Regions from separate parts of the Homo sapiens genome. Here region 1 is linked to region 2. A link is a loop called in an ENCODE intact Hi-C map of the cell type or tissue named here. Cell type or tissue: Calu3. All regions are shown on one strand. Links, peaks and the distances in the headings refer to the core of each region. The heading gives the core; the rest is flanking DNA. Region 1 overlaps SCN11A (sodium voltage-gated channel alpha subunit 11). Region 2 overlaps EXOG (exo/endonuclease G).

Evidence for each region. Hi-C counts contacts between places; a loop is a spot of excess contacts. Peaks named below come from ENCODE experiments on the same cell type or tissue, not always from the same donor. Only the 100,000 strongest peaks of a DNase experiment are listed, where the experiment ranks them.
Region 1: it touches region 2 in a loop (3-fold over the local background); 30 of 110 quality-filtered maps call a loop at or near these places.

The regions. Positions count from the first base shown.
Region 1 is chr3:38,991,539-39,009,157 of GRCh38, forward strand. All of the region lies in intron 2 of SCN11A (sodium voltage-gated channel alpha subunit 11), which reads right to left. Among named protein-coding and RNA genes, the nearest start is that of SCN11A, 52 kb to the right of the region's middle. In Calu3, for the core only: a CTCF peak has its summit at 8,599; no DNase peak of the experiment used is centred there.
Region 2 is chr3:38,513,285-38,525,862 of GRCh38, forward strand. EXOG (exo/endonuclease G) reads left to right here. Exons shown (of 6, transcript NM_005107.4): 6 at 10,617-12,578. The coding sequence ends at 11,078. It also overlaps the pseudogene DDTP1. Among named protein-coding and RNA genes, the nearest start is that of EXOG, 23 kb to the left of the region's middle. In Calu3, for the core only: CTCF peaks have their summits at 8,316 (motif pointing right) and 8,516; a DNase peak (open chromatin) is centred at 8,297.

The DNA of each region.
Region 1 (17,619 bases), core at 4,777-12,776, 480 kb after region 2:
AAGTTACTTGACAGCTTACAAAAATTGACAAAATTTGTATAAAAATTTGGATTTCTGACTTTGGATAAAACCAAAAGATCTGACAATCCTAGGCCTCCATTTTCACTGGACAATTTGGAAGCGGAGTTGATGTTAAGGTCAAATGTCATTTACATGGCACCTATGCTGTTGTTTTTCTTATAACTGGCCTGCTTGCTTAGCTACATCACCTGCTGGGTCCTGGTAAGCAGTTGAATTGGCAGTCTGTGCTTTATTTTTTATTTATTTATTTTATTGTATTTTATTTTTGAGACAGAGTCTCACTCTATCCCCCAGGCTGGAGTGCAGTGGTGTGATCTTGGCTCACTATAACCTCTGCCTCCCAGGTTCAAGTGATTCTCATGCCTCAGTTGCCTGAGTAGCTGGGATTACAGGCGTGCACCACCATGCCCAGCTAATTTTTGTACTTTTAGTAGAGACGGGGTTTTACCATGTTGGCCAGGCTGGTCTCGAACTCCTGACCTCAGGTGATCTGCCCATCTCGGCCTCCCAAAGTGCTGGGATTACAGGCATGAGCCACCATGCCTGGCCAGTCTGTTCTTTAGATTGCAAATAACTCCCAGTTGTTTCACACTTCTGCTTTCCCAAAGATTCTTGAGTGCAGAAACGAAGTCCAATACATCCTTTGCATTCCACCTATATTCTAACAGTGAAGCTTTTCATTGAAGGCCTGATGAACTGATGTCATGATTAAGTTACAGAGTAAAGACCTGGATTTCAGTCTATCCAGGATTGGCTATGGCCACATCATCTGTGCAGCTCAACACTCAATCCTCCTCAAGAATGGTCTGTGCTTTTATGCCTCGGAATATTGATAGACAACATGCTGCTCTCCCCTTGGCTTATGGTTTTACTAAATATAACTGCTGATTTCTGTTATCTGTCTTTACAAACAAACTGCATCCTCTGGTGGATCTGCCTTCCCCGCCTTGACAGTCAACTTCCCATTACATCTCTCTTGCTCATGCATATTATATGAATGACTCATGTATCAACAAAAGGAAGAATCCCTTATAGCTTTTACTTGATTCATTTCAAATAGTAAAAGAAAATACCCTTACAGCCTGTGTGTCATGCTAAACCTCTTTCATACCTTTAGTCTCACCAAATACTTTCAGCAACCCCCGGAAGGTGGCATGGTCACCATATTACAGATTAGGAAACCAATGCACAGATAGGTCAAGTAACTTGCCAAGCATCATATCTCCCAGCTGGGACCTGCATCTAATCAAGTGCTTTTTCCTGATACATCAAGGGCAGGTAGAGTTTTACTGGCTACCTTTCCCTCTTCCATTTTGCTTTTGTTCACTGCCTAGCCTTCAGCTGTGGGCCAGGCTGAGAGCTTCCTACGCCACTCTCCTACCTTACCACACACACTTGCCAGCTCAGTCCTAGGTCAGGTACAGACATCCCCGATTCTCAGGAGCAATGGCCAATGCTGCACTCTGCCCACTCAGCCCCAGAGAACTGGTCCCTAATGGGTTGCAATAAGAGGAAAAGAATATGTGGTTCTCTCGAGGCATTCCTCTGCCTCAGATTACCTGTGACCGTGATTGTTTGAGATGACTGTGACTCCCAAGTGCTTGAGAATCCACCTGGACTCCTCTGGGGTGGCCATGGGAGAACAACAGTGTCCTTTTTGAAGGGCCTTGTAAGGGACAACATACGCCAGACACTGGAGCGCCTCTGGGAGTTTTATTCATTGGAGAATCCAGGATGAAGGCTACCGGGATCAGAAAAAAAAGAGCCCTAACAGAAGCCAATCTCAAATGCCACTGAGAGGCACTGAGCCAAAGCTGGGTCTCACTCTCCTCGGCCAGGTTATGTCGTATAGCAGATGTCTCAGAGTTATGCTAGCCTTGGCTCCCTTCTCCTCCTCTAAAACTTCTAGTTTCCAATCACATACTTTCATACTAAACAGGACGGAAATTGGTTTTACTATAAGAAACAAATCATGTGTTGATCGTAACATCAGGCCAAGAGGAACTTCTGGTCACTGAAATTTCATAAAACTACAGGGAGGCACTGCAAATGCAGAAGAAACAGAGGTCTGAGATAGGAAAATCTACACATTCAAAGAAAGAAACACCCAAGCAGTCTTTTTTCATCACTTTTCTCCTGGCCTGTGTGCAACGGTATCAGCTGCTGTTTATGCCCTGTCCAATATCCCACCTATCCCAGCCCACCTAAGTTCCACAGCACTGGAGATGTCTTCCAACCCCTCAAGTGCCTAGTGTCTCTCTTCTTTTCTGCCTCCTGCATGCAGGGAACTTGGAGTAGGGGGCTGCAATTAACACCACTGGGGGCAAGTTCTCCACAAATTACATGGGAAGCAGCCTTGCCTTCCTCTAGTGGGAAGATTTTGCAGCATCTTCCATGCAGTCTCTTAGAGGGTCCCAGTGCGGTGCAGCCCTAGCTGTCCACGCAGTAACCATTCATTAGCATACTCTACATGGACTTTTCTCCTTTCCCTGCCTCATTCTCCTCTGTCCTCAACTGGTCTTCCTGGGATCGCTCCCCAAATAAATTCTGTGCATCCAAGTCCTTGTTTCAGGGTCTGAAAGAAAAGAATCAAACTAGACACAAGATAAGACTAAAAACTAACTCAGTGATATACTTTGATTGCAATTATTCTTATTTTTCTTAATGCTAATTATAAAGTATTCCTATATATTGTCATGGCAGAACGATGGACCAGCTAAGCTCCTGGATCCCTGTATAGGAACCTGTAACAGGATGGTAAAATGAGCACCCAGGATACTGAGCGTCACATTTAAGGTGAAATGCTGGACTAGCATAGGAAATGTTCAGAACATGTTTAGGACATTTCTAGGGTACTTATATAAAACTGTTTCCAAGACTCTTGGCCACTTTCCCATTTGTTGTTGACGTTTAAGAGGCCACAAGCTGGAAAAGAGAAAGAGGATCTCTTTGGAGAGAACTGTTGGTATATTATGATTCCTCCCTACTTCTGCCCTCATATCCATCAGAGATAAGCATGTAGGTTTACAAGCCCCTACATCAAACCTAGTGAGAGGACATCAAGGAGCACTCCTGAGGAAGTTGGCCTAAGTCCCTTGGAGTCTGCAGTGTCTGTGGATCATGGAGGGGTTTGTCAAGCCAAAGCATGGGGAGTGTTTCTATGGACGAAGTGGGAGGCAAAGGGGAGAGACAATTTAAATAGACTTGGCCCACAAGATCCACCTGGAGACAGATGGAAGCTGGAGGGACCTACACTCACAGGGCTCTGGGGGAGAGACTCACATGGCCAGCAGAGGAGCTATTTGTCTGCAGCTGAGAGGCTGCCAGAAATGTGAGGCCAGTCTCTGAAGACCCACAGAAGCCCCACAAAGCCGTCAAGGGAAACACCCCTGCCTCTCATTCTACCTCCCTACCTCCTCGCATCTACATTCACCCACCCTCCACCCTCAAAGATACAGACACACTTCCTGGGAAGCTAACAAGCTTGACAGGAAAGGGTAGAAAAGACTTAGTGTGACTTCTGGGCCCCAAATAAGCCCATATCAGCATATAAGGGAAGCTTTAATTTAAGAACTTTTTTTTTTTTTTTGAGTTGGAGTCTCCCTCTGTTGCCCAGGCTGGAGTGCAGTGGCGCGATCTCGGCTCACTCCTCCCGGGTTCACGCCATTCTCCTGCCTCAGCCTCCCGAGTACCTGGGACTACAGGCACCCACCACCATGCCCAGCTAATTTTTTGTATTTTTAGTAGAGACAGGGTTTCACCATGGTAGCCAGGATGGTCTCCATCCCCTGACCTTGTGATCCACCTGCCTCGGCCTCCCAAAGTGCTGGAATTACAGGCGTGAGCCATGGCACCCGGCCAATTTAAGAAGTTTAAGAAGAAATGTGAATGGAGTTTCCTGGATGAAATTAGTGTTTGAATTGTGGACTCAGTGGACCACCTTCCTCCATGTTGGGAGGCAGGGAGCATCATTTAATCTGCTGGGGGTCTGAATAGAACAGAAAGGAAGAGGAAGGAGAAATTCCTCTCTTTTCCTTCCCACCTGCCTGTTTGAGCTGGGACCTCAATATTCTCCTGCTCTTGGACTAGAATTTACAGCACTGGCTCCCCTGGTACTCAGGCCTTTGGGTTTGGACTAGAATTACACCACAGTTTTTCCTGGTTCTCCAGCCTGCAGATGGCTGAATGTGGAACTTCTCAGCCTCCATAATAATGTGAGCCAATTTCTCACAATAAATTGTCTATCTATCTATCTATCTGTCTATCTATCTATCTATCTATCTATCTATATTTTGTTTCTCTGAAGAACCCTGACCAATACAAAGCCATAATCCCACAATGTACAGATAAGGATGTATATAGAGATAAGGACTGTGAATAAGGTCATAAGAATGTGACTCTAATCTGATAGAGCTGGTACCCTTGCAAAAGATGAAGAGACACCAGAGCATGAGCGCGCGCTCTCTCTCTTTCTGTCTACTATGTGAGAACACAGTGAGAAGGTGACCATCTACAAGATAGGAAGAGGGCCCTCACCAGGAATTTAATTGTATGGCAACTTGATCTTGGACTTCCCAGCCTCCAGAACTATAAGAAATAAATTTTTTTTTCAGTCATCCCACCTGTGATATTTTGTCATAGAAGCCTACTCTTAGACACATATAAATGTACAGAAAGGGTGGATGGACATAGGCACTGGTTCACAGAGAAAATACAGTCAAAAGACAGAGCCCAGAAGCACCCATGTAGCATTATCCAGGGCAGGGAGTGCCTAGCAGATAGGTATTTCAATCTGCTTGAAAAGAATGTCCTTTTCAAGGATGAGTGTATCTTGCTGTCAAGATTCATAACATCAACCATCATTTATCCAATTAGCCTCATTTGCAGGAATCCCAGACTTCGTGATTAGGTGGCTTCCAGGAAGCATTTTTCTAAAGACTCTAGGAAGCTGCCATAAGGCCCCAGTTATCTTGGCAGTGTTGTCTTTTATTGTAAATGAATAAATCAACATCAGCCTTGTGTGGACTTTGAACTTGAGACCCTACTTTTGAGAAGATCAAAGTGCTGAGAAGATAATGTTCCCATAATACTACAACTGCATTGACCCACCTATTAGCATCTGCATCCATAATCACTGTCTTCCCTCCTGCGGTATATTGCGAAGATGGCAACAAATTCTTCCATGCCCTATAGTTGTGTAAATTTGCGGTTTCTCCCATCAAGAAGGAGAGTCAACTGGACATGGTGGTGCATGCCTGTAGTCCTGGCTACCAAGAGGCTGAGACGGGAGGATCACTTGAACCCAGGAGTTCAAGGCTGCAGTGAGCAGCCACTTGATCATGCCACTGTACAGGATAAATGTTAATTCTTCCTTCACCGCCAATCACATCTTACTACTTTCTTTGCCTCCTCCTGGGTTTACATGACCATCAGTTCCCCGCTCAGTTACCACAAGTGGCCTCCTAACTAATCCCCCTGCTTCCACCCTTGCCCCCTCTAATCTATTCTCAACGTAGCAGTCCAGTGATCTTTTAATAAAGTCATGTCATGTCACTGCTCTGCTCAGAACCTTCCCATGGTTCTCCGTTTCTCTCAAAGTCTTCACAGTGACCTCAATGACCTCCAAAGCCCTGTTCTATCTGCTTCACTCCCATTAAATCTCTGACCTTGCTTTTGGTCTCTCTTACTTACACTTACTCCACTTCAACCACATCAGTCTTCCTGATGTTCCTGGGACAAACCAGGATGCTCTCCTCTTAGGGTTCTGGCCCTGGCCATCCCCCTTTGCTGGAGTACTCGTCCCCAGATGTGAAAATGCCTAGCTCCCTCATCTCCTTTAAGTCTCTGCTCAACTGTCACTTTCTCCATACATCTATACCAGTCACCCTATTTAAATTATAATCCACAAAGAAATCCCAGTCCTCATGCTATGCTTTATTTTTATTTTTCGTTTCCATAGTACTTACTCTCTTTTAACATCATATACAACTTATTAGGTTTGATACGTATTCCTCTGCCCCCACTAGAATGTTAGCTACACAAGGGCAAGGATCTGTATCTGTTTTGTTCACTGACAATCTCATGTGCCTAGAACAGTGGATAGAACACAAATGAGACACTTAGTAAATGTTTGTTGAATGGCTAAGTTAGTGCTTGAATAATGGAGATAAATGAATGTGGAATCTCCATGTTCATCTCTAATTTTCCATCTCCAAAGATTCAGAAAGGAGCATAGGCCTTAGACAATGGGGCTTTCCCCACCGTCTGCAGTATCACATAATACCTGTAAGTATTTATCATGAATACCAACCAATGCCTGTTAAGGTACATGTTTATGGATTAATACTTTTAATTCAAGATATCCTCACTTGGGACAATGAAGGTGCATACTGATAGGAGAGAATCCGATTTTAAAAATAAATGTATTAAATATCTATAACTTAAGGATGAGAAGAAAAGGATTTTCATAATCCCCTTCCAAAAACAGAGGGATTCTTTGCTTTAACAACTCCCTCCCATAAAAAAGAAGTCTTGCTTTTTAAACATGGAACTTCTCCCAAAACTGATTAGAATGAGACTCACTTTATAAATATTTACATGTACTGTTTTTCAGAAATATGACTACTACGTTAAGGGAAGGAAGAACAAACAGTTATCTCTGCAGCTGAATTTCTCACGAAGTCCAGAGGGCAGCTTTTATGAGCCATCCCAGCATTTCTGTGATTTAAGTTTGAAGCAAGCAGATGTAGCCATCATAGGAAAATGTCATTCCTCTTGGAGGAAGAAGCTGGATGAGTGAGTCTGGAATCGGGTTTGCAATCTCCACTAACCAAACACATAGCAGCACTTCTATGATGCTTTTATGTCTAGTGGGCTTTGTAAGCTCTTATAAGGTAGAATTAAGGAGTTACTAGTTCAACCATTGTGGAAGTCAGTGTGGTGATTCCTCAGGGATCTACAACTAGAAATACCATTTGACCCAGTCATCCATTACTGGGTATATACCCAAAGGATTATAAATCATACTGCTATAAAGACACATGCACACATATGTTTATTGCGACACTATTCACAATAGCAAAGACTTGGAACCAACCCAAATGTCCAACAATGATAGACTGGATTAAGAAAATGTGGCACATATACACCATGGAATACTATGCAGCCATAAAAACTGATGAGTTCATGTCCTTTGTAGGGACATGGATGAAGCTGGAAACCATCATTCTCAGCAAACTATCACAAGGACAAAAAACCAAACACCACATGTTCTCACTCATAGGTGGGAATTGAACAATGAGAACACATGGACACAGGAAGGGAAACATCACACACCGGGGCCTGTTGTGGGGTGGGGGGAGGGGGGAGGGATAGCATTAGGAGATATACCTAATGTTAAATGACGAGTTAATGGGTGCAGCACACCAGCATGGCACATGTATACATATGTAACTAACCTGCACGTTGTGCACATGTACCCTAAAACTTAAAGTATAATAATAATAATTTTAAAAAAGCCTATTTAAGGATAATTATTCCTGGGAAAAGTCTACTTAACATGAATCCACTTAAATGGGAAGCAACATTTTACAGCAAATAATGGAGGTAAGGGAGAGTGTGGATTGAAGCTTTAGCTTTAAAAGAACTAAAAATTATAATACTACATTTGTTTTCTTTTACATGTAACCACTTTTGATTATCATTGCAACTATAGACGAATTCTTAGGACAGGAAGTTGAATCAAGACTCATTTTGGTGTGCTTTTTTTCTAAAAAACAAAATTGTAAGGTGGCAAAATATGGCATCCATCATTTCTCATTTGACCTTCATATCAAGATTTTAAAGAAGGTAAATTTTGCAAAATAATCAAGGACTTCACTTTTCTCCAGGACCTCTCCTAACCCTTTGAATTTCTAATTATCCCCTTTTGAAGACTCTATTATGTCATCATCTTTGTTAATTTTCTCTTCTTCAATTGTAATCAAACTCTGCCAGACCCTCATTTCTTGGAGGCATTCTAATAATTATTCCATCAGTCCTCCTCCATTGCTTTCATTATCTTAGTGAAATCCTTCATGTTTGTGAGATTGGCAGTTTCACCTTGCAATTTGTCAGCATAATAATCACAGTAAAAACACCTGACAATAATAGTGGGTGGGAGTAGATGCCAGTGTTAAGCCAGAGGGAGGTGTGAGTGGAGACTAGCTTTATAAGGTTCTGTTAGTGAACATTTCGTGTTGGGATGACCTTTGCTTCCCAACTTATAATTATAGGTACTCCAATAGTAAATACTCTGAAAATGAGGTTCCCCTGCACTCAAAAACAGGAATTAGCATTGCAGGTTCTTGGTGAAAGTACTAATTGGAAGAAGTGTGATGATGGATATAGCACCTGGAAAGGTGATCAGCTGTAACCTATGCATGCTGGCTGAGGAACTGACCAATACCCCCTCAGGCTTGGCTCTCAGCTCCTGTAGGTTTGAGCCCTAAAATGTGGTCAACACCTGAAGCTAGAATACTGAAAAGATAAAGTAACACAAATATCTGCTTTGTAGCTACTGCCATCTAGTGACTTTAAACTTCATTTCCAATTTGATGTTTGTTAACATCATAACCAACTCTAGGGGGCAATACATTGCATGTAGTCTGTGACTTGGATGGCTTAGCTTAGCTTTGTAAGAGCTGACAAGACTTAAAATCCTTTCCCCCTGTTGGGAGTCTGTTCGGAAGTCTTTGATTTGTGTCTGGGTTGGTGTGGACTGGGTAGAGCTTGGTTTTACAAGTCCTCAAGGTATGCATGATGATTCACTCTTGGAATAAGGCTTGTTCTTTCATCTCCTGACTTTGCACATGTTCTTTACATTGTTGACCTACTCTCCAGCTTCTCTTCCACTCAATCAGCAAACTGTTCTTAAAAATCAAATTCAAATATACCCTCTAGAAGGGCGTTCTCAACTCCCCCCTCCCCAAACTTGTTCTTACTTTCTTCTGTGCTTTTAGATCAAGTTTTACTCAGTTCTGTTACATTTACCACATGCAACTTAATTATTTAATAGTCCTTTCTTCCTCTAAACTCAAGATTTTGGGGTGCAACTGTTACGGTTTGATCTTATTAGCATGTATTTCATTCACTACCTAGCACGTTGAAGATAATCACTGAACATTTATTAAATTAATTTTTTTAAATACCGTGATTGGCTGGGTGCAGTGGCTCACTCCTGTAATTTCAGCACTTTGGGAGGCCAAGGCGGGTGGATCACTTGAGGCCAGGAGTTTGAGACCAGCCTGAGTAACATGGCGAAACCTTGTCTCTACTGAAAATACAAAAAATAGCTGGGCATGGTGGTGTGCGCCTACAATCCCAGCTACTCAGGTGGCTGAGGCATGAGAATTGCTTGAACCTGGGAGGCAGAGGTTGCAGTGAGCCATGATCATGCTACTGCACTCCAGCCTGAGTGACAGAGCAAGACTCTGTCTCAAAAAACAAAAACAAAAACAAAATCCACGATTATGCCAAATGGTTCTTGGTTTCACCAAGGTTACATTAACCTCCTAAACTCATTTTTTTAGTGAGGTAAAATTCACCATTTTAACCATCTGAAAGTGTACAATTCAGTGGCTTTTGATATATTCACAATATTGTGCAACCATCACCACTTTATAATTCCAGAACATTTTCATCACCCCTCAAAAAAAACTCCATATCCGTTACAAAGCTGATCTCCATTCTCTCCAGTCCCCAGCCCTTGGCAATCACTAAACTACTTTCTGTCTCTATGAATCTGCCTACTCTGGGCAAATAAATACGATTATATAATATGTGGTCTTTTGGCTTCTTTCACTCAGCAAAATGTTTCTTTTCCAAGGTTTATGCATGTTGTAGCATGTATCAGTATGTCATTCCTTTTTATGGCCAAATAATATTCTATTGGATGTATATAACACATTTTGTTTATCCATTCATCAGTTGATGGACATTTGGATTGTTTCTACTTCTACATCTATGTTTTCTTCTAAGAGTTTTATAGTTTTACTTCTTACTTTTACGTCTTTCATCCATTTTGAATTAATTTTTGTGTATGGCGTGAAGTAGGGGCCCAACTTTATTCTTTTCTATGTAGCTATCTAGTTGTTACCAGCAGCATTTGTTTAAAACAAACAAACAAACAAACAAACAAACAAAACACTATTATTGGCCGGGCGCAGTGGCTCACGCCTGTAATCCCAGCACTTTGGGAGGCCAAGGTGGGCGGATCACGAGGTCAGGAGGTCGAGACCATCCTGGCTAACACGGTGAAACCCCGTCTCTACTAAAAAAAATACAAAAAATTAGCTGGGCGTGGTGGCGGGCGCCTGTAGTCCCAGCTACTCAGGAGGCTGAGGCAGGAGAATGGCGTGAACCCGGGAGGCAGAGCTTGCAGTGAGCCTAGATGACGCCACTGCACTTCAGCCTGGGCGACAGAGTGAGACTCCGTCTCAAAAAAAAAACAAAAAAAAACTATTATTATTTCCCCATTGAATAGTCTTGGCACACTTGTCAGAAATCAATTGACCATAGATGTATGAGTTTATTTGTGGACTCTCAATTCTATTCCATTCAGCTATACATCTATCTTTATGCCAGTACCAAACTGTTTGATTACTGTAGTTTATAATAACTTTTGAAATTTGGCCAGTGATTCCTAACCTGAAAAGTTCAAACAAGTCCAAATGAGAAACAAATATTGTGATTTATTTTGTCTATAATATGACCCACAACCAGTGCTTTAATAAATTCTCCTTACATGAGCTTTGTGCAAATGGACTATGTTTGTGAAGTAAAAAGAGCTGAGTTTCACCATCTTGAATGATTTATACAAGCAAAAGGCCAAAGGCAAAAAGGAACAGGAAAACATACACAGTCCAGGAATTTGCTGGCTTCTAAGAAGGGATTTGTATTTCTACAAGTTTTGTAACTGAAGGTTCAAAACCATTTTACCCAGATCACACAAACCATGGAGGCTCCAACTGACATCAAGGGTATGTAAGATGTGAGGAGACAGATGTAGTACAATTCTTCACCCTTCTCTGTATCCATACCCTTTGCCATGTGGCTTTGCAGTTTCTAGCACTCCTTGATTTTGCATTTGGCTTTGTGACTTGCTTTGGCCAGTGGAACAAAGTAGAAGTCATAGTATGTTGGTTGCAAACCTTAAATGCTCTTCTGTAATTTTGTTTGCTTTCTTGAACCTCTGCCTCTGCCAAAGAGAAACATACTTGCGTTAGCCTGCTTGGCCAGGAGAAGGATAGGAGACCCATGGAGTCAAGCTGAACTGCTGCAGCTAAGTTCAGTCTAAATCAGCCAACAAGATCATGTTCTTGTTCTTTTTTAGGAACTTAATTTAGAAAATTAAAAGTTGTTTATTACAGTGCTTTGCCTACCCAACTAGTAGGGAGTAAACTTATTTAGTCTTTGTAGAAAATACTTCTTTTTTAACTTTTATTTTAGATTCAGAGGTACCTGTGAAGGTTTGTTATATAGATAAACCCATGTCATGGGAATTTGTTGTACAGATTATTCAATCACCCAGGTATGAAGTCCAGTACCGAATAGCTATCATTTCTTCTCTTCTCCCACTTCCCACCCTCCATCCTCAAGTAGACCCCCGTGTCTATTGTTTTTCTTCTTTGTGTTCATAAGTTCTCATCATTTAGCTTCCACTTACAGGTGAGAACATGCAGTATTTGGTTTTCTGTTTCTGCATTAGTTTACTAGGTATAATGCCCTCCAGCTCCATCCACATTTCTGCAAAAGACATGATCTCATTCCTTTTTAGGACTGCATAGTATTCCATGATGTATATGTACCAGATTTTCTTTATCCAATCTGTCATTGATGGGCATTTGGGTTGATTCCATATCTTTGCTATTGTGAACAGTGCTGCAATGAACATCTGCATGTATGTGTCTTTATGGTAGAATGATTTATATTCCTCTGGGTCTGTACGCACTAATGAGATTGCTGGGTTGAATGGTAGTTCTACTTTTAGCTCTTTGAGGAATCACCATATGGATTTCCACAATGGTTGAACTAATTTACACTTCCACCAACAGTGTATGTGTTCCCTTTTCTCCACAACCTCACCAGCATCTGTTCTTTTTTTACTTTTTAGTAATAGCCATTCTGACTGGTGTGAGATGGTATCTCATTGTGGTTTCTATTTACATTTCTTTAATGATCTGTGATATTAAACTTTTCTTCATATGCTTGTTGGCCGCACATATGTCTTCTTTTGAAAAGTGTCTGTTCATGTCCTTTGCCCACTTTTTAATGGGTTTTTTTTTCTTGTAAATTTGTTTAAGTTCCTTATAGATGCTGGATATTAGACCTTTGTCAGATGCATAGTTTGCCAATATTTTCTGCTATTCTGTAGGTTGTTTACTCTGTTGATGGTTTGTCTTGCTGTGATGAAGCTCTTAAGCTTAATTAGATCCCACCTGTCAAATTTTGCTTTTGTTGCAATTGCTTTTGGTGTCTTTGTCATGAAATCTTTCCCTATTCCTATGTCCAGGATGGTATTGCCTAGGTTGTCTGCCAGGGTTTTTATAGTTTTGGGTTTTACATTTAAGTCTTTAATCCATCTTGAGTTGATTTTTGTATATGGTGTAAGGAAGGGATCCAGCTTCAGTCTTCTGCATATGGCCAGCCAGTTATCCCAGCATCATTTATTGAATAGGGAGTCTTTCTCTCAATCCTTACTTTTGTCAGCTTTGTCAAAAAACAGATTGTTGTAGGTGTGCGGCCTTATTTCTGGGCTCTCTATTCTGTTCCGCTGGTCTGTGTGCCTGTTTTTGTACTGGTACCATGCTATTTTGGTTACTGTAGCCCTGTAGTATAGTTTGAAGTTGGGTAATGTGACACCTCCAGCTTTCTTCCTTTTACTTAGGATTGTCTTGAGTATTTGGGCTCTTTTTTTATTCCATATGAATTTTAAAATAGTTTTTTTCTAGTTCTGTGAAGAATGTAATTGGTAGTTTGATAGGAATAGCATTGAATCTGTAAATTGCTTTGGGCAGTATGGCCATTTTAATGATATTGACTCTTCTTATCCATGAGCAGGTAATGTTTTTTTTCCCATTTGTTTGTGTCTTCTCTGATTTCTTTGTGCAGTGTTTTGTAATTTTCATTGTACAGAATATGAAAATATCTTTATTTTGCCCTCACACTTTAATTATATGTAGAATTCCAGGTTGACGATTTTTTTCTTTCCACTCTTCATACATATAATTCTATATCTTCTGCTTCAGTCTCATGTGATACTGTAGCAGGACAAGCTGCAGACAAAACCTCTGAGACACCGAATTGTAGAAGGAAGGGCTTTATTCAGCTGGGAGCATCAGCAAGCTACTGCCTTAAAATCCGAGCTCCCTGAGTGAGCAATTCCTGTCCCTTTTAAGGGCTCACAACTCTAAGGATTTCACATGAAAGGGTCGTGTTTGATTTGAGCAAGCAAGGGGTACGTGACAGGGGCTGCATGCACTGGTGGTCAGAGAGAAACAGAACAGGGCAGGGAGTTTCACAATGTTCTTCTATACAATGTCTGGAATCTATGAATAACATCGGTTTTTAAGTTATGAGTTGATTTTTAACTACTGGATTTAGGCCAGGCAGGCCCAGGCCTGGTTTCAGGCCTGGCGCCGGGCTGCCTGTCTTTGGCTTTACTTCCTTGTTGTTTCTTCTAAAACAGGTACTGAGTATAAAACAGTATAAAACAATATGAGAGGGTCTCTCTCTTCCCTCAATACAGGGCTCTGAGCAAAATCTGCCATTCTGTACTAGGATCTCCCCAGACATTGGCAAGTGACTACAACCCCTGAGAGGGGTAACAAAGCTATCTCAGGGACCAACCTCTTTCCTTTCCTACCTCTGGCTTCGCATAATGAGCCCCATTCTAGTCTCCTACCACGTGTGAAAGTGTTTGTGGCTCCCATTCCTGCAAAGGCATTAAGTTTTGGCTCAAAGTGCCCATTTACAGTCCTGGTTCCCCAAGGACCATGTGACTTCAGCCCTTGTTTGCCATGTGGGCTGTCTTTTTGCTTCACATAAACTTTCCATTAACTTCTAGATCAACTATCCATATTTTTTTATTTTAAAATATTGTCTTATCCATTTTTACATATTTGGAGCAAAGGAAAAAGCATTTGGCATGTGCTCACTCTGAGGCTTTGAACAAAACCCTCAATCAGTATTTAAACATAACAATGAGCTTTACTAATTTTTTCCCCTCATTCTGCTTCCTGCCTCCCACTACCTCTCGGATTTGTTTTTTGTTTTTTTTGTTTTGTTTTGTTTTTCTTACCTGAGTACATACTTTAATAATTCCTTCAGAGAAAGTCCAGAGTACTGAGATTTCTAAATCATTATTTTTAAGAAAATAGTTATCTTTCATCTTCAATGTTGAATGACAGTTTAGCTTGGTATATGTTTCTAAATATAAAGTAATTTTCTCTCAGTACTTTGAAAATTCTGCTCTATTGTCTTTTTTGTTCAATGTTTTTGATAAGAAGGCTTATGACAATCTGATTATCATTCCTTATTATGTAATACATGTTTTGTCTCTAAAAGATTTTAGGATTTTTCCCTTTATCCTTTACATTCTGATATTCACTATGAAGTCCACACATGGCCTTTGCTTAGTTTTGCATTGTGTATTGTGTTTATCAACATATTTGATCTTTCAGTGCTTCAAGTGACAACCTAAACAACTAATCAATATCTGGGAATGAAAGAACCTTCTCTTGAGAATCTGACCAGCCCAAGAAGTCCCAATGATACCAACATAAAGGATTCCTTGAAAATAGCCCAGCCAGATCATTCTATGATAAAGCCCACATCTGATGCTCAATCAGGGTTTGCATGCCCCACCATTATATAACCAATCAAGAATCAACAGACATCTGGGAGCTTTTTTATGAAAGATGGAGACAAACCAACCAATAGATAAAAGCAATCTTGAGGAAACAGATTCTGAAAGAAGGAAAAAAAAAAGAAGAAGAAGAAAACATATTATCGAAGTCTTCAGGGTACTTAGAGAAAATGTTGCAGCCATGAAACTACTTGAGCACAGTGGTTCTTGCCTGTAATCCCTAGGACTTTAGGAGGCCAAGGTGGGAGGATTGCTTGAGCCCAGGGGTTCAAGTTTACAGCAAGCCATGATTGTACCACTGCACTCCATCCTGGGTGACAGAGTGAGACCCTGTCTCAGAAAAACCAAAACCAAACCAAACCTAAATAAACAAACAGGAGCATTCAGAGGACTTTAATGTCACTAAAAGAAAAAATTTTTAATTCAATAGAAGAATTGAAAAATAAAATTGAGAAAATTGTACAAAAGTAGAACAAAAATAAACAAGACATAGAAAAAAAGTGGTGGTGGAGAGAGGATCTGAATAGTAGTTTCATAGAGAGAGAGAAAAAGAAGAATTTAAGTGAAACTATTATCAAAGGAAAAATTCAAGAAATTTTCCCAGAATGGAAAAACATGAATTTCCAGATTAAAAAGACCTAGGAAATGCCCAGTACACTGGACTCATACCAAGACATATCACTGGGAGATTTTAGAATGCTGGGAAGAAAGAGAAAATACTTGTGATATAATAAGAAATATACATAAAAGAGCAACTCAAAGCACTCTAAAAAAATTTTAAACAATTTTTTAAAGAAATGTCCATTTTATCTTCATCCCCTGTTCCTGGCACAAAGCTCCTAAAACCCTTGTAATTTCCTGAGTGATAGGAGCACCTTTTGTTATAACATTGGGTCTTAGTCCCCGGTTCCTGACATAAGAGCCTCTATGACCCTTGGAATCTCCAGAGTGATAGGAGAGTCTTCTTTCATGTTAATAAAATGACTGGTGGCTGGGTTCCCTGGATAGCCTCAGGATAGGGTCTGGTTGCCAGAAAGACTGAGGCATTTTAGGAGGGGAAAGGGGCTGGAGATTGAGCTATTCACCAATGGCAATAATTTATCAGTTATGCCTACATAAAGGAAACTCCATAAAAACCCTAAATAACACTTAAAAAAGTTTCCAGGTTGGGGAATACATCATTGTGCCAGGAGACACATCCCAAATCCATCGGGAAAGGAGCTCCTGCACGCAGGACCATTTCAGACCTTGCCCTATGTACCTCTTCATCTGGCCATTAGTTTGTATTCTTTATAATAAACAAGTAAGTGTAGGTAAAGTGTTTTCCTGAGTTCTGAAAGACATTGTAGCAAATTATCAAACCTGAGGAGAAGGTCATGGAAACCCCAGATATGTAGCAAAGTTGGAGAGAAGTGTGGATGGCCCTAAACACCCAATACTTGCAACTGGCATCTGAAATTGGGGGCAGTCTTATGGGACTGAGCCCTTAATCTACGGGGTCTGCATTAACTCTGGACAGTTAGTGTCAGAAGTGAATTAAATTGTAGGACACCCAGTTGGTGTCCAGAGAGAAGTGGAGAATTGCTCGGTGTGGGAAATCTACACATTTGGTGTCAGAAGTGTTTTGAATAGAGGCAAAAAGTTTTTATTTTAATACTAAAAGTTCTCTGAATGTAGAGTAACAGGATCAGTAATCACAATGGCTTTTGACTTCTCAATAGCAACATTGGGGTCTAAAAGATAATGGAGTAATTCATTCAAAATAATAATGGAAAATCATTTCCAAATTATTATATTAATTCAGCCAAACTCTCAATCAAGTATGAGAGGAGAATAAAGTCATTTTCAGACATGCAAGGTCTGAAAAAATGTGTCCCCAGGCATCATTTCACAGAAAGCTACTGCAGGATATATTCCACCAGAACAAGAAAGAGGAAGCCTTAGGATATGGGAAGAGTATATAGCATAGAAGAGAAATCAAGAGAATCCTCTGGATTTTGGTGAAAGGAGACACCCGGATAACTGCTGAGCACCAGATATAGAGGGAAACCATTTCAAATGGAGCAGTCAGAAAGATCCAGAAGGAAGTCCTTTTTAAAAGATTAAATTATTAGAACATCCAATGCATCTAAATATATTTGGAGCTGGGCGCAGTGGCTCATGCCTGTAATCCCAGCACTTTGAGAGGCCGAGGTGGGTGGATCACCTGAGGTCAGAACTTTGAGACCTGCCTGGCCAACATGGTGAAACCCCATCTCTACTAAAATACAAGGGTGGGTGTAGTGGCACGTGCCTGTAGTCCCAGCTACTCAGGAGGCTGAGACAGGAGAATAATTTGAACCCAGGAGGCAGAGTTGCAGTGAGCCAAGATTGTACCATTGCATTCCAGCCTGGGCAACAGAGCAAGACTCCATCTCAAAAAACAAAAAAAAAAGTATGTATATATATTTGGACCAGTAATTCCCAAAGTCAGGTCCAGTGGCCCTAGGGGTCCCTGAAACCTTATTAGATAATTTGCAAGGTCAAAGCTATTTATGTAATAATACTAGATATTATTTTTCTTTTTCAATCTCCTTCTCTCATAAGTATACAAAAAAGTTTTCCAGAGGCTACATGGCATGTGATATTACAACAGATTGAATGAAAAAGCAGATATGAGAAGTCAGCTGTCTTCCAAGAAGCCAAACATTAAA
Region 2 (12,578 bases), core at 4,570-12,569:
GTAGTCTTTACCTGCCCCATTTTACTCACTTACATTTCCTGTCTAGCCCTTGTTGGTCTTTGAGTTTGTAATCCAAGATCTATTAGAAAATATTTAACCAGCATTTATATTATTATAAGTGTGTATGTAGTATGTTTGGACCTATAAGGAAATAGATATAATTCTATATCATTAAATCTGTGCCACTTGAGAGAGAAATATTACCACAAACAACGGAAAAACAGAAGTGGAAGGTAAGGGTGGCAGTGTATTATAATTGCTCTTTTTAAAAATACTTTCTAATTCAGATAATTTAGGTCATTTAAGCATATTATCATATGATTTTTTAAAAAGGTAAATTAGTTTTTTCGTGAAAATATATTCTTGGAGCCCTCTGACTTTCTGTTTTAATTTGGATTACTTGTTTCCTCCCTCCTTCCCTTTCTCCTTCATTCCCTTTCTTCTTTCCTTCCTTTTATTCAACAGAGACTTAACTAAGCTTTTACTAGGTACCTGGTGCTGTTCTGGGTGCTTCTGATACAGCATTAAACAAGGCAGAAAAGAGTACCCTCATGGAGCATGCATTATAGTGGAGGAGATACCTAGTAAGTAAAATGCCTCGTAGAAATATAAAGCACGGTAGAGGATTGTATTAGGGTGGGAAAGAAAGACAAGGGGAAGTGAGATAGGGCAGAAGCCTAAGTGAAGTGAGGGAGCAAGCCATATGAACAGTTTTTCGGCTAGAGCGAGTGCAAGACACGGGTGAAACTGAGGTTGGCACATTCAAGGAGCAGTGCTCTGCTCAGTGTGACTAGAGCAGCGTAAGCATGAGGAGGAGAAGAAGGTAAATTATAGAGGGAGGCAATGGCAGGAAATGTGGATTGTATTAAGTGAGATGGGACACTTAAACAGTGTTTTGATCAGGTTAGTAGCATAATCTGGTTTACATTTTTAAAGCACACACTGGCTTCTTGTGAAGAACAGAAGAAAGTGTGGAACCTGGAAGGCCAGTTAAGAGACTAATGGAATTGTCTACATGAGAAATAATAACTTGAATAGGATGGTGGTGGTAGAAATGGTGAGAAGTGGTATGATTTAAGATGTGCTTGGAAGTGGTCAGCACACTGATGATGTTGAAAGCTATGATGAGATTATATAAGTGAATATAGACAGGAGAGAACAATCAATTGAATTCTGAACCCTGGAGCACTTGGACATTAGCGGTCAGGAAGAAGAAGATCCAGCGAAAGAGTCAGAGGAGCAGCCTTTAAGGTAGGAGAAATCTAGGGGAGAGTGATGTTCCAGAAGCTAAGTGAAGAAATCATTTAAAGGAGGGAATGATGAGTTGAGAACTGACTGTTTGCAATCCCAGTAAGCTTTTTTAGTTTTAAGTCATCTATATATCTGTCCTTCTGTTTCTCCTTATTATACTCCTAGCTTGGGTCCTTAAATTCCTCTTTCCCCTTAAATATTATCTTAAATCCCTCTTTTCCACCCTCCCCCCCCTCCCCCTGCTTTTTTTTTTGAGACGGAGTTTTACGGTGTCCCCCAGGCTGGAGTGCAGTGGTGCGATCTTGGCTCACCGCAGCCTCCACCTCCCAGGTTCAAGCAATTCTTCTGCCTCAGCCTCCTGAATAGCTGGTATTACAGGCACCTGCCACCACATTTGGCTAATTTTTTATATTTTTAGTAGAGACAGGGTTTCACCATGTTGGCCAGGCTGGTCTTGAACTCCTGACTGCAAGTGATCCGCCTGCCTTAGCCTCCCAAAGTGCTGGGATTACAGGCATGAGTCACTGCACCTGGCTACCCTTTTTTATAGATAACTTTTTTTTGCTTTGGTAGAGTATATCCTCAAATTTTTTCTGGAAGAGTCAATGGATGATAACCTTTCCGAGTCCTTGCATGTCTGAAAATGTCCTAAAACTCTGAAGATGCGCTCAGGAATCTTTATGTATGACAAGTTCTCTAGAGTAGTTTTATGTATACCACCATTTTATTTTATTTTAATGAGGATGATCCCTTTATTTGACTTGAGGATGGAGAAGAAGAGGATTATGAGGTCACGGGAATGTCTCATGAGGAATTACCCAAAGCTGGTAACACCAGGTGCTCTGCCAGGAGGACTCTCTGGAAGGGGCAGCCAGCTCACAGATGCCCTGGATCCCTCGAGGCCAGTCACTAAAAAGTTATGACCATCCCCTTCTTGCCAGTCTGCCAGGGCTCCAGGGGGGAAAAGTGGAAAATTATCTGGTCCTGGCCCAGGGCCAGCTCCTCGGTGAGGAACTCGAAGAAGTGGGTGCTGTGGCTGCGGTTCTCCTCAGTGGTGTCCATCATGCTGGTGGAGGAGATGAACAGCTGCGCCCAGGGCTCAGTGGACCTACTCAGCACCATGGTCAGGCCCGCTACACCCATCATGTTCACATGCTGCCCTTGTTCTGTGCTCCCTGGCCCATGCTCCCATCCTTGGGTTTGCCCAGGATGGAGGCTGTGGCGCAGAGCCATTTCTCCAACCCTGCAGGCACTTGGTTGGCAGGCAAGTTCGTGTCTAGCTCTAGGAAGGGCATGGGCTGTAGAAAAAGAGACCCATTCTTTTAGAGAGTATTTTTCTAGCCTCATATGAAGGCAAAACAAAGGCCTGCTACTTTTGTGAGTTGTAGGATAATTCTGCAGATGAATTTTTTTCAGTCACACACTTTGATTTTGATACCCTTTATTTGCTAGAGTACTACTTAAGGGGTGGTAAAAATATTAATATCAGCTTTGGCTTTTTCCTGTATATTTTATCTTAACAATGTCATCACATCCATCTTTCATCTTCCAGAAGTTCACGGTAGTTCTTAGTCCAGTAATGCAGTACTCTGTCATTTTTCAGCACTTTTATACCTTTTTACTGCCATTCCATATATTTATGTGGAATATATATATGGATATCCATATATATATATATGTATTTTCCTTTTAATTTGCAGAGGAGAGGACCAAAAACCCGTGTTCAATTTGCCTTTTTTAACTGGAAACCCTACTTTAATCTATATTTATTAGTGTTTTGCAAAGCAGGTTAATTTGTTTTTGTCTTTGCTTTTAGCAGGTTAATATTTCTTAATGTTTTATTTGGAAATAATTTCAAATTTATAGAAAGGTTATAAGAACAATAAAAAGAACTTCCCTGTATCTTTCACCTAGATTTACTGGTTGTTAACATTTTGCCACATTTATGCTCCCCCATATAGATAGGCATACACCTGTTTTTGTTTTCTGAACCATTTGAGTTAGTTGCAGATATCTTGTTCCTTTCCTCCTAAGCATTCTGTCATGTAACCACAGAATAATTATCAAATTCGTGAAAAAACATATAGAAATACTACCTAATATTTAGTCCATATTGAAATTTTACAAATTACCCAATACTATCCTTTATACTGTTTTTTTTTTCTGATTCAGTATCCAACCAGGATTGAGCATTGCATTTAGTTGTCATGTCTCTGTAGTCTCCTTTAATCTGAACTAGCTTCTGACTCAGCCTTTTGTCTTGAATGACTTTGATATTTTTGAATAGTACGGGCCAGTTGTTTTACAGTATGTCCCTCCTTTGGGTTTGTCTGTTGTTTGCTCATGATTCATTATGTTTTTGGCAGAATGTAGGAGCAGTGATCTTGTGTCCTTCTCAGTGCATTGCATCAGGAGGTGCATAATATCAGTTTGTCTGATTATTGATGATTTTAACTTTACTTGGTTAAGGTGGTGTCTACCAGGTTTTTTCACCATTTCCCCCTTTGGAATTTATAAGTAATCTGTGGAAATACTTTGAGGCGATGTAAGCATCTTTTTCGTCTTCGAACTTTCACTCAATAGTTTTAGCATCCATTGATATTTCCTGCCTGAATTAGTTATTACTATGTTAGTTGCTAAATGATGACTTTCTAATTCTTACTCCTTAATTTATTAGTTGACATTCCACTGTTAGAGCTTTTCCTTGTTATCAATGTAGACTCACAGATTTATTTTTATTCAAAGAGTTTTAATGTTTACTGTGATTGTTCATTTTGATGCTCAAATTGCCCCAGATTTAGCCAGTGGGAGCTCCTTCCAGTGTCTCCTGTGTCCTTTTGATGCATCCTCATCATTTTTTAGCATTTCCTACTTTCTGGTATAAGGCTATGTTCCATGTTCATCTTGGCCATCGGCCATTTCTCCAAGGAGCACTGGATCCTTTTAGTGGGGATTGATGTTTAGAAACCAAGATCTGGACAGCAATTCAGATTGATTCTTGAGTGCTTGCTCTGCTGTTTGGTTTGTCAGGTGTGTTCACCACATTTATTTTTAGCCTTTTGTAGTGGATGGAGAGAGCCCCAAAGCTCGTAGTATATGGATTCCATTGCCTTTAGTGGCTCACTGTTGAGAAGGCCTTTCTCCTCTGCTTTCTGTGTTCTTGTATTTCAAAACAGGGATTGACAGACACTGGTCATTAGGAAAGCAGTTCACTGTGTTTGTACATTGTGTATGTATATGTAAAGTTGAATATTGACTTCACGAATCCATATTTCTGGAGGAGCATATGGTTTTTCAGTTTTCTCAGAAGCATATCAAACTGACATCTACTTTTATATATTTATGTTTTTCACTAACAAATATCTCCATAATAATACTGCTTTTATTAGTTTTGGCATTATATTTCAAGTCAAACTTTATTTCAGGTAGAATTTTAAACCTAAAAATCTTTGGTGTATCTGTTAGATGAAAGCAAAATATAGTTTGTTAGTAAAATAAATTTGAAAAATTATCTTGAAATTCTTGCCAAGAATTTAATTGGGCCCAAATTTTTATATATATGCACACACACATGTATCTATAAACTTGGGAGAATTTGGTTAAGAAATAGAGATGTGGGAGGTCTACCTAGGCAAGGTGAAGAGATGAGAAGCGATAGGATATATGCTGAGAAAACAGTTAAGTTAGAGCGTTCATGTAGGGAAGGAGACAAAAATAAAAGGAAAGTTTGGGGCCTGGTGGCAGAAACTTCAAATGACCAGCTAAAAAGTTTAGGCAAGAACTTCAAGATAATTTTCTAGCAAGCAGGGCCTTTGAAAAGTAGGCAATTAATTATAAAACAAATATAGATAAAATGATGTCCTTTAATTATTCTGGGAAAGGGGACACAGCATTGCCCAGTGCTGGAGACTGGTCTGTTTCTCTCAAGCAACGAATAATTTGAATCATGAATTCCCACTTTCAAGGCAATGTCTTGCAATTACGTACGGCAATTCAGAGTGCTTGGAAAGTGTTTTGTTTTCTCAGATCTAGCCATTTAATATTTACTGCTTGCTTACAACTATACTCTGAACCTTATTTTAGGAAGTTGTACCCAATAAAAGGGTTTATTTAGTTTTCTGTCCAGGCAATGAAGCATATATGTGTTTTTACTTTGGGGGAAGTAAAGCAAATGAACTGGCATTTCTTGAGGGCCAGGTATACCAGGCAGTATGTAAGTAGCTTTATATATGCATCTCATTCAATCTTCACTACACCCTTACAAAAAAAGTAGTGACCATTTTCTTTTATAGACAAGAAAATCAAGGCTTTAAGGATCAAGTCTCAGGCATATAGCTTATAATTGTCAAAGAGGGTATCCAAACATGGGTCTGTCTGACAATTGCCAGTCATTCACAGTGTTACTCTTTGAAGCGCTCAAGTTTATAGTAAATGAATTGCTGTGCTGTTCATATACAAAAGCTTAAGGTTAGCAGATAATAAAAGATGGTGTGGATGGAGAGAGGAGTTACAAGTGATACTTGCTAGCATGCAAAAATAACAGAAAATGGGCCAAGAGGAGGATTCCTTATAGCCAGGCAGAAATGTCTGTTAGAATATGTAGGAAAGGATCACATCATCATAGAACTTGAGTGAATATGAGCCTAAGGGAAGATTCGTAGCAGTGATTTTATCAGAAGTGAGTCATCTGACAGTTCTAATCAGAATCACCCCCTTTATTATATAGCTGAGGTCATCCCTGTGCTTTCTCTGATGTTCCTGTTTCAAGAAGAGGTTGATTCCAGACAAGTGAAACATACCTGAAGATTCTGGTTTGGACATTATAAATGGTCTGACAAGAAAGTGAGCTTCAGATTTTAGAACTCAGTGATGGTGGTAATGTTAGAAATATTTAACAATCTGTGTTCTTTTATAACAGCACTTTGCAAACTTCCATTATACTAACCCTAAAGGGGAGGAAATTGAAAATGCCCTCAGGAGTCTTGAGACATCATTTGAAGTGATATGGGAGTAATATTTTTTTTTAAGTCTCTTGCTTTATATTTAGGGAAAGCTTTTGTTCATTTCCATATCTATTTGTTTTAATGAAAGTTAAATTATTTTACTGGTTGTCTCCCTACCCTCACCCTAAATTTTCAAGTACCATTGACAGCCTAGAAAGAGGGTGCTTGTTTTACTGTGACTTAGTAGGCTGCTACCCTTTGGCCTGGAACAGGTACCCCAGTGTGAGAAGTACCGTCTTCCAGGGTTTGTGCTGCCACAAAAGCATCTGCTGAGGCTCTATAGATAACACAGGGGGCGACCACATTCTTGTTGACTTTACCACACTTTGTGACTCCCTCACTTTTCATGTTCCTTCCCCCCCTCAGGTTCGGATTTCCTGTTTATCAAACTCCCATGGTTTCTTTCTTTCACTTGATCGGCATGACTTTTTAAGGGCGTGGTCTCTTGATCTGTCCCTCTAGTTTTATTTTTGGAGTTTCTTTTTTTGTCTTACCAGGGGAATGTAACCAAATATATCTATCTAATTCTAGCAGGTACATATTTTTTCCTCTTGATGCTGCTTAATATTTTATTGGAGGCACATTTACAGTATGTATGACCTTACAAATGGCAGGCTTAATATGGGTATTGTTTGTTTTGGGTCTCTTCTGGGTCTGGGTGGCACAGGTGGTGGTGGCAAATTGTCATTTCTGTCTCTTGGATGGAAGGAAACAAGCTCAGGCCAGTATATAAGAAAACTAGCTTCAGGTTGCGAATGAGTGCCAGCTTATGTATTGTATTTTCTAGTTAACTCCCAGTTGACTTCCAATTTTTGCTACAGTCTTGAGTAGAGTTCAGTGCTTCTTGGGAATTTAATAGCAGCAAGGGTTTCCTTTGCAAAATATTTTTATACCTAAATCTTACATGAAAAGGGTTGTTTGCTGACTCACTGATTAACTAGACTTGGTTTATGTTAAGCCTTTGAGTCCTTTGTTACAGACATCATTTGTGCCCAAGTTGCTTTCTCCTCCTGAAACCCCATTGCTGACCTGTAACTAGTCTAATCTTGCTTGATTATACGTTTCCCCCGCCCCCATCCCTCTGTAAAACCATCTTTTGTACCAAATGCCGTTGTATCTTTTGAATGATGTCCACTACAAAATAGCTTTTTACATAGATCTTGTAGATTTTGAAAAATTTTTAACTAACATGTCATTGTATCTTCATAACAATTCTATGAGAGAGGCATTTATAAAATACAAAATAGCAATCCACCCACGGGGATGGCTGTTACGTATTTTGTAAATGAAGAAACAAGAAATGGGTGGACGCGACTTGCAGCTTAGTGGCAAAGCCAGGTTTGACCAGGTCTCTGGGCTTCCAGTCCACCAAACCTCTAGTAGTGTTTAGAAACATTTCTGGAAGTCTCCCAATTTTTCCAAAAGTAGGAAAAATTTATTATGTAGATTGAGTTGTCTTTAAAGAGACAGCTCTAAAATATTTTACGATTGATGTTGTTTTAAAAAATTGTCTTAAATTCAAGGAAGAAACGGTGTGTTTTTCTGAATACCCAACTAGGACCTGTCCCTATATTAGACAGATTAAAGATGTTTGCTTCCTAAGAACAAAGCAGACTGAATCAGAAAAGAGATTAGTGAGTGGCTAAGTTTTTATTTTTCTCCTTAGTTCTAGGGATAGTATTTTACCCCCTTGAAATAGTGTGAGAAGGTCATGGGTAGAAGGATCACACCTGTGATTCCTAATAGGAATTTCTGTTTCCATGAGGTTTCTCAAAAGTAGAATCGAGGTCCTTTAGCAATTGTAAGAGTTTTTAAACACCTATAGAAATGGTACATTTGCATAAAGTAAAGCTGTAGAACTGAAAATGTCCAACGTCTTTACTTTTGGCTGGAATTTTACGAGCCTGATTAGCTCTGCATGGCAGCAATGGGCATGTTAATTATATTTGAAAATTGCCGTTTGTTTGTAGACAAGGAGTCCATGAGGAGAGAAAATCAAGTGAATGTTCTTGAACTGTACTGCAGTGATGGGGAATGTCCACAAGGTGGCGCAAAGACTTTGTTTAACTGCTGGATTCCTAGCTAGCACCTGGAATACTTGAAGCCCCTTTCACCTTCTCCCTCTTTGCAAACTATGGCTCAGCTGCATCTGTGCCCTCAGTTCTGGTCCCCAGCTTCCCCTGAATCCCCTTCGTGCTGTTATTTGGGCTTTGTATTGGTACCTAACCACATTCTACCTGTAGTGAAAGCTGAAGGTCTTGGTTCCCACTCTAGGTGGTAAGTTTCTTGAGTGGAGGCACCAGCTGCATATACTTTAAAGCATATTCTTTTCTGTATTTCCAGCAATGCCAGGCACAGGACCTCTGAGTTGCATTGTTGAATTAACATCTTTTGGTTATTTGTGAGTTAATTGTGGACTTCCATAGGGTTCTCCCTCAGTATATTTTTGGCTTTGAAGAGTATGTTTATCTTCCCAGCTGCATAAATGAATTTTTGGGGTGAAATGGGGATTTTATGTTTGTAGTACATAGTTTCATAGACTTTACACCACACCCCGACCAACCACTTTCAGTAACTTCGAAGACAGTTGGTTATGGAAATCATTCCCGTGCACGGGTCTTCCCTGAAGCTCTGCAATTGGTCTTGGCAGTGGGACCTTCATGTGTGACAGACAGCAGATGGCCATGGAGTTCCCAGGCTGTGTGCCATGTAGGTAGGAGCTTGAAAAAAGCAGAAAAGAAACCTCCTTTGTAGCTGTCGTGTCTCTGTCTTATTTGGGCTCACAAGAAGGAATCTTGCTGCAGGCAGAGCTGTCTGATCAGGAAAGAAAACTGACTCTTACCAGGGAAGGGCCCGGGAGGGGCAGTAATACCAATGAGCATGTTTTAGTTGGATTATGTCAGTTATTGGGGACCATTAAGTAAATAGATGTTGAGTATTTTCTTTTTCAAAAAAGCCTTTTTGTTTTGTTTTGTTTTGTTTTGAGATGGAGTTTCGCTCTTGTTGCCCAGGCTGGAGTGTAGTGTCACAATCTCGGCTAACTGCAACCTCCACCTCCCGGGTTCAAGTGATTCTTTTGCCTCAGCCTCCCGAGTAGCAGGGATTACAGGCATGCGCCACCACGCCCAGCTAATTTTGTATTTTTAGTAGAGATGGGGTTTCTCCATGTTGGTCAGGCTGGTCTCAAACTCCCAACCTCAGGAGATCTGCCTGCCTTGGCCTCCCAAAGTGCTGGGATTACAGGCATGAGCCACCACACCTGGCCCAGATGCCAATTGGAAGGAAATTTGAAAAGGTTTAGTAATAATGTTATTTCATTAATTTCAGCCAAACCACACAACTAATTTATGTTTTCTAGGCCTGACCCTGGCTCTGGCTTCTTCATTGTGTGGATACCTTTCCAAAATGTTTGATATGACAACATATTTAGAAGTTCTTTGATCACAAGCCCAAGGATGTGCAAAACTCAGAGCAAACAGCATTTACATTTATGTAATTTAATTTTAAAAATTAGCCCTAATTGAAGTGATCCTGGAGATGGTAATGTTGACTTGACACCTGGCTGCTTCTCTAAGGGCTATCTGTTTAGTTCCCTAGTGAATTTCATAAACTAAGGCCATGTTTTTATTTCTAGAGCTGGGAGTACCCAAGCCTGCAGTTTTGACCTTTGAATGTTTGGAGCACCAGAAGTTCTGATTATGAGATGAAGAGAAAATGACAGCTTTTCTTGTCTATTAAAAAACCAGGACTCACTCATGGCATTCCTTTGTCCTTTGTCCTACAAACAGAACAGAGACTGTGACCCCTGATCTTTGGGTTGGCATTATTTTATTTTTATTTTTTGAGGTGGAGTCTTGCTCTGTCGGCCAGGCTGGAGTGCAGTGGTGCAATCTCGGCTCACTGCACCCTCTGCCTCCTGGGTTCAAGCAATTCTTCTGCTTCAGCCTCCCAAGTAGCTGGGATTACAGGCGCCTGCCACCACACCCAGCTAATTTTTGTATTTTTTTTTAGTAGAGATGGGGTTTCACCATGTTGGCCAGGCTGGTCTTGAACTCCTGACCTCAAGTGATCTGCCCGCCTTGGCGTCCCAAAGTGCTGGGATTACAGGTATGAGCCACCGTGCCTCACCTGGGGTTATATTATTTTAAAGAATGTGATCAGAATTGACCTGTTAAATACTCTTCTTGTATGTGAATCTCTGAGTCAGTTTATTATTTTTGGCAGTTGAATTTAAATTCATTAGAACAGAGTGGGATGGCTTATAAGTACATTTCAGCAATGCATTAAATAAGTATTTTTCAGAAAAAATTTGCGAACTGTTAGCACAAATTGGCATCACTAATATGGCTGCTTTGTTTTTAGGTGATTGGCGAGGACAACGTGGCAGTCCCCTCACACCTTTATAAGGTAATCCTGGCCCGCAGAAGCTCAGTATCTACCGAACCACTGGCGCTAGGGGCCTTTGTGGTACCCAATGAAGCCATCGGCTTCCAGCCCCAGTTAACTGAATTCCAAGTGAGCCTCCAGGACCTAGAGAAGTTGTCAGGACTGGTGTTTTTTCCTCATTTGGATAGAACTAGTGATATCCGGAATATCTGCTCTGTGGACACCTGTAAGCTCCTGGATTTCCAGGAGTTCACCTTGTACTTGAGTACAAGAAAGATTGAAGGAGCCCGATCAGTGCTCAGACTGGAAAAGATCATGGAAAACTTGAAGAATGCAGAGATTGAACCAGATGATTACTTTATGAGTCGCTATGAGAAGAAGCTAGAAGAACTCAAAGCTAAGGAGCAGTCAGGAACCCAGATAAGAAAGCCATCCTAGTTTTTATCTCAAGATGTGTCATACCGTCTGTAATGAAGCAGGCATGCCCTCTTTAGGCTAACATATTTTAGTGGCTTTGCTTTTTGCTTTTTAAAAAGTTTTTCTCTTTAAGAGATGTGGTCTCGCCGTGTCATCCAGGCTGGAGTGCAGTGGTGGAATCATAGCTCACTATAGCCTCAAACTTCTGGGCTTAAGCAATCCTCCTGCCTCTGCCCCCTGAGCAGCTGGGACTACAGGCACACACCATCACCCTCAGCTACTAGTGGCTTTGCTTTAAAGAAACAGTGGAATCCTAAATTTATGACTAAAAATTCCCCCAAAAGATGAAAGATCTACAATGTTTTTGTCAGTATTATATTTGACTCAGGAACTAATTATTAAGGGAGCTTTGACACCTGCAGATGGAGGGCTGATCTTGTGTCAAGTTAACAGGAAGACTGCCCACAGATGACACTGCATTTGTATCCCTGTGGATGTAGAGTATTGGGAAGGCATTTGTTTAGTTTCATGCCTCCAAACCATGCATTGTCTGTGATGTATCTGCCCAGCCTTCTCAGAACTCAATGTTGTACATTTTTCCCTCTAGGACCTGAATTGGTCTTGGAGGCAGCTTTTAGAAATCCTCTGTGTAGTTCCTGTCCACATGCACTATATATTTGTTTCTTTTTTCTCCTCTCATGAATCTGCTCGTTTCTCTACTTCTGTCTACGTAGAAGCACTCAGCAACTAGTTTCTGCTCATTAAATGTGTTCTATATACTAGGCTCAGTGCTTTACATGTGTTGTCTCACAATGACTCTCTGAGGTAAATACACTATCCCCATTTTACCTGTGAGAAAATTGAGGCTTAGAGAGCTTAGTGTCTTACCTGAGTTTCACTTTTCCAAAGTAGTCATCCACAAAGTATGAGGCAGACAGATCTAAGAGAAGAAAGACAGCTGAGGTAGATTCAAATCTTTTCTGACATGGATGGTGGCTTTTTACTCAGAAATATATACCTATTTCCATGGGTATTTGTGGGCCTGAGGCATGCTTGGCAAGAAGAGTCTGGTTTCTCGTCTGCTATGCAAGCCAAAGGGACTTTAATGTTCTTTGAATTGAACCCTCCTTAGCTCTGTGGAAAGAGACAGTCAGGAATATTTGGGAATTAGACGGCAATACTTTGTGGGGTTTATTAGAGCCCATGCTTGCCTCCAGAGATACAGTTCTTTTAGTGACCAGATACTGCCAAATTGATGTGTTCTTGCTTTCCAGGTGAGCTTTTTGTTCTTAAGATTAAGAAACCTATGAAGGATCTGCAGCCAGGCATGGTGGCTCAGGCCTATAATCTCAGCACTTTGGGAAATCGAGGTGGGTGGATCGCTTGAGCCCAGGAGTTTGAGACCAGCCTGGGCAACATAATGAAACCCTATCTTTACAAAAAAATACAAAAATTAGCTGGGCGTGGTGGTGCACACCTGTAGTCCCAGCTACTCGGGAGGCTGAAATGGGAGGATTGCTT